Regions from separate parts of the Homo sapiens genome. Here region 2 is linked to region 1. The links are chromatin loops, found by intact Hi-C in ENCODE. Cell type or tissue: transverse colon. All regions are shown on one strand. Each heading gives the region's core, and the rest is flanking DNA. Links, peaks and the distances in the headings are about the cores only. Region 1 overlaps LINGO2 (leucine rich repeat and Ig domain containing 2). Region 2 overlaps LINGO2 (leucine rich repeat and Ig domain containing 2).

Region 1 (5,394 bases), core at 164-5,163:
ATTTACATGACTTTTTATGAGACTTTTAAAACTTATTCTGGTGGTGGGTGCCTGTAATCCCAGCTACTCAGGAGGCTGAGACAGGAGAATTGCTTGAATCCAGGAGGTGGAGGTTGCAGTGAGCCGAGATCCCACAACTGCACTCCAGCCTGGGCAGCAAGAGCAAAACTCCTTCTCACCAAAAAGAAAAAAAAACCCAAAAAAACCTATTCTAATGACAATTTTTTTTTTTTGAGTTTTGTTTCTGAATGGATGGGTGGAAAATGGAGAAACCTAGAACTGGGAGAAAGACAATAAATGTGAGAAGCAATAAAACAGAGGAAAGCAGGCCTCTTAACATGTTGGAAGGCTGAGGTAGATATAAATTGTGAAATTCTCCATAGTTGGATATCTTAGGGTGTTTTATAATAATAATGTTTACTACTTAATTTTTAGTTATTATTTTATTTCGGTGATATAGTTTCCCACTTCTCACTCATTAACTTCCAATTTTCAGGGTCTGATACACACAGCAGCTTTCTGTTTTAGACAACATTTTCCACAGGGCTGAGATTCAAAGATAATTCATGACAACCACAAAAGGTAGAAAGGGAAGTAAGACATGGAGATTAATGCAGCAACGGATGTGGGAATTATTAGTTGAACATTAGTGTTTACTCCCACCTTATCTTCCAAAATCCTTACATATATTGAGAAGAGCACTTTCCCCAGTATTGGTGGATGTGTTCTTGAATCATTTCCTTTAGACATTGAGGAAAATATGACCACAGAAAGGTGGAAGACAAGGGCTATTCACAGTGTAGAATATACACCTATTTAAAATGGAACCTGTAAACCAAAAAGTATAAAACAAGTCTCAATTAATTTAGAAGTTTATTTTGCCAAAGCTAAGGGCATGTGCATAACACAGTCTCAGGAGATCCTGAGAACATGTTCCCAAGGTGGTTGGGCTACAGCTTGGTTTTATATGTTATAGAGAGACATAAACGTCAATCAATACATGGATGGTACATTGGCTCAGCCCTAAAAGGCAAGACAACTGGAAGCAATTGTGTAGGGATGGGGGTGTGGCTTCCAGGTGATTAAAAGATTTTCTAACTGGCAATTGGTTGAAAGAGTTTATCTAAAGACTAGAGTCAATAGAAGGAGGGAGTGTTTGGACTAAGATAAGAGGTTTTGGAGACCAAGGTTTTCATTCTGCAGGGGAAGCCTCCAGGTAGCCGGCTTCAGAGAGAATAGATTGTAAATGTTTCTTATCAGACGTTAAAAGATGCCAGGCTCTTAGTTAATTCTCTCCTGGATCAGGAAAAAGACCTAGAAAGGAAGAGAATTCTCTACAGAATGTAGATTTTCCCCACAAAAGACAGCTTTACAGGGTCATTTCAAAATATGTCAAAGAAACAAATTCGGGGGTGAAATACTTTGATTTCTCTCGGGGCCTGCTGTCTGTCATGTCGGTATATTATTGTAACAAAGCGTCTGCTTTGTCAGTCTTAAGTTCTCTGTTTTAAATGTTAGTGCTGGTCAATCATGCCTGAATTCCAAAGAGAAGTGGGGTGTAAGGAAGGCATGTCTGACCACCCATTTGCACCATGGCCTGAACTGGTGTTTCAGATTGACTTTGGAAAGCCCTTGGCCAAGAGGAGGGTCCATTTGGTTGGCTGGGAAGGCTTAGAACTTTATTTTTAGTTTACAGAGCCAAGCCAGAAATTCGCGACCGTTTATCAGAGATTTTACAGGATATCTTGAGACATTAGCAGAAACTTGAAGATTTTATCAGTTATGTATTAATGTGATTACCATGCTTATACTTCTTTATTCTGTCTCCTCTGCTAGATTCTAAACTCTCAGGACAGGGATAATACATATCTTATTTATCTTGGTAAATCTGGTCTCTAGTATACCTTAGGCCTTCAGTTAGAATTTATTTAGTGAACATTTGAACTATGTGATTCACTGATAAAGTATCTCCTAAGTGACCAGCATTCTTCATGTACCCTTACAGTAAGAATTACATTTACCCACATATTTACTTTTAATACACAAGTCTATTTCAATACTATTGAAGTAATCTTTAAGTTAAGTGAGGCCCAACAGAAAGTACTTGAAAACACACATATGTAAATATGGTGATACTGAGGGCTTTTAAGTCACTAAGTTAATGATTCTCAAGGTGTGGTCACTGGTCCAGCAGCTTCCTTATCTCCTTAGAATATGTTACTAAGGTAGATTCTCAAGCCACACCCCAGACCTATGATTCAGAAACTCTGCAGTGACCCAGTAATCTGTGTTTTAACAAGCCCTGCAGGTGTTTCAAATGAACAATCAAATTTGAGAACCCGTGCCTTTCTTGAAGAAGTGACTGTGAACAGATGATTTCATAATAGAAGACAGAAAAAATAAACTTGATTAATGCTTGCTAAGCATTGGGTACTTTTCCTGAGCTTTCTGTGTCCTCAAAGTTTGTGACTAACTTTATTTTCATTTTTATTTATTTATTTTTTGTTTGTTTGTTTGAGACAGAGTCTCGCTCTGTCGCCAGCCTGGAGTGCAATGGCATGATCTCGGCTTACTGCAACCTCCGCCTCCCGGGTTCAAGCAATTCTCCTGCCTCAGCCTCCCAAGTAGCTGGGACTACAGGCGTGTGCCACCATGCCCAGCTAATTTTTGTATTTTTAGTAGAGATGAGGTTTCACCATGTTGGCCAGGATGGTCTCCCATCTCTTGACCTTGTGATCCGCCTGCCTCGGCCTCCCAAAGTGCTGGGATTACAGGCGTGAGCCACCGCACCCAGCGTTTGTGACTATCTTTAAAACATCCAGGACTGTTTGGGTTAGTGATTGTAAAGTTTGATCTGTACTTGTAACTGTATACAGCCATCCCTTGTCATACAGGAGGGATTGTTCCAGGACACTGGAAGATACCAAAATCTACTCATACTCAAGTCCTTCAGCAGACCCTGTCAAACCCAAATATATGAAAAATTGGCCCTCTGTATATGAGGTTTCACATCCTGCAAATATCAAATTTTCAATCTGTGTTTGGTTGAAAAAAAAATCCATGTATAAGTGAACCTGCACAGTTCAAACCCAATTAATTGTTCAAGGATCAGCTGTAGTTATGTTTGTCTCAAGCTAATATTGATCTGTAGATTTTCTTGGATGAGTTTTTTATTTTTGTTTTATTTGCATAAGAAAATGGTCTAAATATCCTAAAATTAAATGCTTCTTGATATAGGTTTGATAACTGCTTGATATTGATAGCTAACTCAGTTATAAATCCCACACATAAAGTCCATAACCTTACTTTAAATTCATAGTATATATAGCGTTTTGGCCAAAAGAAAGATACTTTTATCTGGTCTGTGCTGTCTAAAGTGTTTATTCTCCCTCCTTTTGGTTATATGTTTTATTTTATCCTGTACATTTATGCTATCTGTTTGTATACACAAATGTATTTAGATCATAAAAATCAGGTTTCAAGAATTACACACATTGTATTGTAGCTAATGGGTTTCTGCCCTTTTATGCATTCATGTTTTAATGAGTTATTTTCTTGTTGTATGCTTTATCACAGGAAAGTCTGTTTTCTCTTGGAAAGTGAGAGTGGCATAAATTGTGACTTCTAAATTTTTTCTATGAGAAAACATGGAAACAATGAAGCCGATATGTCAGTATTCAAAAGTACAATTAAATGATAGTGACTATCATGTATACGTACCATTTTAATTAAAAAATCATGTGCTCTCTGATACATTTGCTCTATTTTGCAGAATCTAAAATGAAATTGTACTCACTATAACGTATTACTTGGTCATGAAAACTTTCAATGCTGAGTCCAGGAACACTAAAGCAGGTAAATAGCAAAATTATGCACATCTTGTTTCTTAAGTAGTGAATATGTAATAAGCATTATAAAACAACAAGTATTATCAGATTATCACAAAAAAGGGAGACTTTAATTTTGGAGGAAATATGGGATGTAAGGACCTGACAAATCTACAACTATTTAGACTCATGTATGTATACCCAATATTCTTTCTCTATTTTGATTAAAGGTATTTTAAAGCGTTCTTTATACTATCTATACATTGGAGATTTTAAGTACACATTCACATTTTAAGGGTTTGAATCCTTGAACAAAGATGCCTATATAATATTGTATAACGTAAAGTATTATAAAATATGGTTGACATATCATGCAACAGTACTAATTTCATTGAGTATGATTTAAGGAGCATTAAGGTTAGTATTTCAATAAACCTACTGGAAACCTTGCTTTTGCCTTAGTTTCCCTTAAAAGACTAGCTAAACCATGATTTGCTAGAATATAAAATTCTATTTCACTGAACAGGCATTTATACAAATAGACATGTGGATAATAAAATCATTAATAATTACTACATCACATGTTATAATAATGGAATTATTATGATGATAACAGAGATTTTCATCCTGTTAGGAACATATGTTTGAGATTGTCTACCTCAAAATGAGGATTTTATTGAACAGATCATTTAGTTTGGAGTACCTGAAAGAAAAAGATAATTATTGTCTAGATCAGTTGAAACTGAGTGTAAACTGTACAGAGGAAATACCTCAAAATATAATGTTAATTAACTAACTTTCAACACCGCCACCATAAAGAATGTGGCTGGTTATTGTGCCAGAAGGAAATGAGAGATGTGAAAGATCTAGCACCAACAATTAAAAGTCACACACATAACTTCTGCACAACATTCACTAGATTCCACACAATCTCAAGAAGGCCAGGAGGTGATGTCATGAATCCAAAAGTCAGGAAGTAGGACATATCTTTTATGATTATCACAAAATAGTTGAGATGATTTGATTTAAAATATACTGCATGGTCTAAGCATGAAATATATTTAAGGAACACCTTATACAGGCTGTCGTTTTGTAGACTAGCCAAGACTGAGGTAATAAGGAGAAGCATCAGTGATTACTAATGAAGACACATGATGTCAATGAAGACTATATGTGAGGAGAAAATAAATAATGGTTAAAGCATGAGCCTTGAATAAAATTCCATAAGGGTTACTTGTCCAGTTAGTGGATGTAGATTTCCACTTTATCTGTTTCTCCTATGGGCAACTGTCACATATCTTCCAGGGTGAGCAGCAAACAATAATTTATTATTCTATAATGGCTGATTCTCCATAATAATACAGAAGAGTTGCCTGCCAGAGTATAAAAAAGAAGACAGAACAGCTTACCAGGCATGGAGAGAGAGAATATGTAAATGACTAGATGAGTGGAGGCAAGGTTATTTAGGCTGAAAAAAAAGGAACAAACCCAACAAAGGCAAAAAAGAAAAGTATGGGCAGCACAGGTTTTTCATAGAACTGACTGCTGCTTGACCACCAGTCATTTG
Region 2 (5,394 bases), core at 72-5,071, 61 kb before region 1:
GAATATTTTACTGTTCACATATATAGTGGAAATGGAAAAGATTTCATTGCCATAGTCTAAATAACATTTTTTTACATCAATATAACTTTTCTTTAATGATGCCATCTACTATCCCTTAATGAATAAAATAAGTTTCTTCATTTTCCAGTGGTTCTGGCTTCCCAGTTCTGTGATTATGGAAATGGCTTCCTCTGAATTCTCTCCAAGTTTTTATAGATCCTGTCAGTTTGAGAATTCAGAAGGCTTTGTTTCAAGACAGCCACATCATTTATACTGCTCAGCCAGAATTCAGCTCGCAGTGAACCTAGCATGAGGTTCAGCTCAGCTCAATGTGTCAGAAGCAGTTTTTTGACACTAGAATTTAAAATCCTCAGAGTCCAGGTGTGGTTGACCCAATTACCTTCTGGCTTGGACTAAACTGTAATGTCCATCTACGGGGAAAAACGGGATCTTACAATGCCATTTTACATGTATGTATACAGTGATGTATACTTATATACAAATTTCTTTTAGTTTGAGCTTTGATTTGGTCATATCCAAAGAATTAGAAATCATACATCAGGGCAATGCAGCAAAACTGTGCCATAACACTATAAATAGTTAACAGAAAATTAAATTGTATGAAATGCAGGTCGCTATTATTATAAAATTAAAGAAAAATATTTAAAAATCACTTTATGCTTTCAAAAATCATAAACATAATGAACTTATAAAATTCACACCTATCAGTACAGTCTGTCTGGTAAACTGAAAACATCCCTATGGATTATGAAGCAATAACTTCTGAAGCCTACTCCTCCTCCCACAGAGATAAGAAATTTACCCTGTGTTGATTAAAAAAGGAACTTATGCAGGACAGAAGCCGTTCTCCATTTGTATATAATATAGACAAATGCCCCTTATTGGGATGTGTATTACATGGCTTTCATTATTTTAACCATAGTTTTGCTAGGTGAGTTATCCTAGAATTCTGTTTATGTTTGTAAATTTTTTCTCATCAGAGTACCTGAGTTATGAGAAGATTGGTAACTTTTTCTAATAAATTATTCATATAAGTTACAGAACTCCTAATCAGAAAAAGTAGAGCAAGGTGACCTTAGTAAAATTTTCAATGTTAGCTTATTTTTTACATTTATAAACGCTAACTGAAATGACAGTATATCACTGGTTATTTCCTTCTAACAAAATATAAATTGCCACTAAAGCCTTAGCCACATTGTATGACTAATTCAAGCCATCTGCCATGAGTCTACCAGATATTTTTATATTCTGAGTTAATGAGAACTGATAGACCATTTCATTCCTTTTTTCCTCAAAACTTGAGAGTAATAAACATCAATTGGAGATAAGAATTCTTTTTTTTTTAATGATGCAGGCTTCCCTGAACTGCAGCTTAGGAAATAGCAATACTGTGTTCTTTGGCTCATTTAGAGCTCAGCATTTTTATGAGTTAACACCAATATCTTATATAGCTGATCCTATCCTATCAGTGTTTTGAAATAGTTTTCTCTATAGATAACATGAGGGAAATTCAATATGATGGTGCCTTTTGTCACAAAGTGTACCTTAAATTTAAGTCTAGTAAGAAGTGATTAAAAACAGGTGCAATTTTTATTGCTTAGTCTCAAGAATCAGTTATTGTGCAATGTTGAATGTGGTTACATTCTTATGTGGTGGGCTTATATGCTTATCTCTATCAATTGCATGATCTTCCCATAGTACAGATTTTAGATCCACTTTTCTCCAGATCATGGTATGACAATGAATGGACTAAATGTTTATTGCTTCTGAGATGGTTTGGGAATAACATTTACATTAGGCACAAAGAGAAAAGTATAGCTGAGATCACTGTCTAGGGTTCTATGTTGTTACTTTATATTTAAAGGAAAAATAGCTCAGGTATGCTTGAAGGAATTAGATGGGGCCACTTGCTTATTGGAAACTGAGAAAGCAGCCCCCTGACCTTTAATAATGTCTCAGTTCTACTCTTCTTAAGGCACCATCTATTTATCCTCTGATAAAAGCGTTTGGACTTGTCAAAGGAGGATCACAGCCTACAAGTAGGTAATGGGAGAAAAATATAATTTAATTTCTTGTTTGACAACAATTCTAAGAAGAATCTGGAAGAAAGACAACTGAAAAATTAAGTTAACTCAGGCAGAGACCAATAAAAATCAATCACCTAAGATGTTGCATAATTGATACAGTGAGTGCTGAAGACTTACAGTTACTTAAGTAATCATATATGATCAGGAAACTGAAGTTCAGTCATTTGTAATTTCATATCCCTGTTGCTAACCATGAATTATTAACAAATACATTGTAACTACTTCTGAAATTTCTGACATGCTTGCTATCTTTAGATTATCAATTTGTGTAATTCCATAGGACACTAGAGTTTCCAGGGTGACAATGCTAGCCAATCTAAGCAAAGACCTAATCTTAAGGTCCTTACGTTGATGAAAAGGTATTAGAGCCAAGGAGTAATAGAATATTAAGACCCATTATAATTCTGCATAATGAAACCATAAGTTGTATATGAGCCCCAGTGGGTTGGATGTCATAGATAATTTTGCATAACATGGCTGTTTCTACTTTTGCATGTAGGAAGCAGTGCCATTTCATAAATGTATGCCACAGAGCAAGTGGCACTAGGCACTGGCAAGTTATAGCAGAAATTTTAAGGCCAGTAGCCTTCTTTTCTAATATTAAAAGTTTAGGTTACGCCACAGTCATTCTGGAAGTTCTCTATTACTCCTGGATTTATATTACATTAACCATCTGAGTCACTACTTGAGGTTCATAGGTCATCAGCCTTAAAATATAGATTAAGTTGGAGTCAAATGTACTAATTAGGTTCATTGTCTTTCTATTAACTTAGAGGCTATAAATTATGGGGGTTTTTTTTCTCTGCTTTTCCTAAGAATTTTCTTTCTCTTTTGTGTAAATCACACCAGTAGCTGAGAAATCAGCATCTTAGACCAACCTCAGGCAACCTCAAGCCTTTATCTTGCACCTTGGTGTGATTCTTCGGTACTTTTTCAGAAGTTAAGGAAGTCATACTATGTGCATCTTAATGCCTTCACAATTGTCCTTTCAGTTGATAGCTTCTATATGTTTACATTTGAGTAACCTAGGGCCCAGATATTTCAAATTACTCATTGAGGTTACCAAGTCATTTACAGCAAAGCAAGCAATACAGTCCAAGAAATTCTGACTTGTCCAATGAAAATGAATACCAATTCTGGCTCCGTTATTCACTATCTTCATGACAATGGAAATGTCTTAATTTTGAGTCAGGATTTTCTCATCTTTAAAATAGGGATAATAGTGTCTAAGAACTTTGCAAGTAGAAGGCTAGATATGAGATAATACAAATACAGTACCAGGCACATAGCAGGTACTCAATAAAAACTAATTATTTTTCCTTTCATTGGTGTTACTATGAAATTCTGACATCTGTGTCCACTTGCAATGTCTGGAATATCTTAGTGTTCTCAAATGAAAGTCAAGTTTTATGGATTCATTGTATATTTTTTGGTTTGACCTTACCATGAGGCTTGCAAATACTATCTTATAACCCATTACTTTAATAACAAGGGAACTCCCATTTTTAACACTGTTTGCATAAGCAATAAAAAAGAAAACTAATAAATACTAAGCCTTAACTTCCTCCTCCAGCCCACACATTTTAACTTATTGTTGTTTCTATTTATATCTTTTTTTTGTTTGTTTTTGAGACAGAGTCTTCCACTGTCGCCCAGGCTGGAGTGCAGTGGCACAATCTTGGCTCACTGCAACCTCCACCTACCAGCTTCAGGCAATTCTCCTGCCTCAGCCTCCCGAGGAGCTGGGATTACAGGTGCCCGCCACCACGCCCAGCTACTTTTTTGTATTTTTGGTAGAGATGGGGTTTCACTATATTGGCCAGGCTGGTCTCGATCTCCTGACCTGTGATCTGCCTGCCTGGCCTCCCAAAGTGCTGGGATTACAGGTGTGAGCCACCACACCCAGCCTCTATTTATATATTGTTGTACTGCCTATATCTTGAAAAGTTGTTGTAGTTACTATTTTGAATTGGTTCATCATTTAGTCATTCTACTTAGGATAAGAGTAGTTTACACACCACAGTTACAGTGTTATAATATTTTGTGTGTCTTGTGTACTTACTATTACCAGTGAGTTTTATACCCTCAGGTAATTATTTATTGCTCATTAATGTTCGTTTCTTCTGATTGAAGTACTCACTTTAACATATCTTGTAGGACAGGTCTCATGTTGATGAAATCCCTCAGCTTTTGTTTGTCTGGAAAAGCGTTTGTTTAACCTTTATGTTTGAAGGATATTTTTGCTGGATACACTATTATAAGGTAAAAGTGGCTTTCCTCCAGCATTTTAAATATGCCATGACCTTGTATTAGTCTGTTCTCATGCTGCTAATAAAGACATACCTGAGACTGGGTAATTTATAAAGGAAAGAGGTTTAATTGACTCACAGTTCCACATGGCTGGGGAGGCCTCACAATCATGGCAGAAGCAAAGGGGGAGCAAGATACATCTTACATGGCAGCAGCAAGAGAGAGTTTATGCAAGGGAACTGCCATTTCTAAAACCATCAGATCTCATGAGAATTATTTGCTGCTATGAGAACAGTATGGTGGAACTACCCCCATGATTCAATTATCTCCACCTGGCCCTGTCTTTGACATGTGGGGATTATTACAATTCAAGGTGAGATTTGGGTGGGGACACAGCCAAATCATATCACCACTCTCTCCTGGCATGTAAGGTTCCAACTGAAAACTCTGCTTCCAGACATATTGGAGCACCATTGTATGTTATTTGTTTCTTTTCTCTTGCTGTTTTTAGGATCTTTTCTTTATCCTTGATCTTTGGGAGTTTGATTATTAAATGCCTTGAGGTAGTCTTCTTTGGTTTAAATGTGCTTGGTGTTCTATAACCTTCGTGGATTTGGATACTGATATATTTCTTTTGGTTTGTGTTCTCTGTTATTATTTCCTTGAAAAAACATTCTACCCCTATGTCCTTGTCTACCTCCCCTTTAGGCTGAAAACTCAGATTTGCCCTTTTGAAACTATTTCCTACATCTTATAGGCATGCTTTATTGTTTTTCATTCTTTTTTATTTTGTCTCCTGATATGGTTTGGCTGTGTATTCACCCAAATCTCATCTTGAATTGCAGCTCTCATAATCCCCACGTGTTGTGGGAGGGACCTGGTGGGAGGTAACTGAATCACAGGGGCAGGTTTTTCCCATGCTGTTCTCGTGACAGTGAATAAGTCTCACAAGATCTGATGGTTTTAGAAAGAGTGGTTCCTCTGCACGTGCTTTCTTGCCTGCCACCATGTAAGACGTGCCTTTGCTACTCCTTCA

Evidence for each region. Hi-C counts contacts between places; a loop is a spot of excess contacts. Peaks named below come from ENCODE experiments on the same cell type or tissue, not always from the same donor. Only the 100,000 strongest peaks of a DNase experiment are listed, where the experiment ranks them.
Region 2: a loop joins it to region 1, with 5 times the contacts of the local background. A loop is called at or near these places in 6 of 110 quality-filtered maps.

Annotation. Positions count from the first base shown.
Region 1 is chr9:28,912,253-28,917,646 of GRCh38, reverse strand. All of the region lies in intron 2 of LINGO2 (leucine rich repeat and Ig domain containing 2), which reads left to right. Among named protein-coding and RNA genes, the nearest start is that of MIR873, 26 kb to the right of the region's middle. In transverse colon, for the core only: no CTCF peak of the experiment used is centred there; DNase peaks (open chromatin) are centred at 1,076, 2,216 and 2,786; H3K27ac peaks cover 2,686 bases.
Region 2 is chr9:28,972,749-28,978,142 of GRCh38, reverse strand. The region is part of intron 1 of LINGO2 (leucine rich repeat and Ig domain containing 2); the gene reads left to right. Among named protein-coding and RNA genes, the nearest start is that of MIR873, 86 kb to the right of the region's middle. In transverse colon, for the core only: no CTCF peak of the experiment used is centred there; no DNase peak of the experiment used is centred there.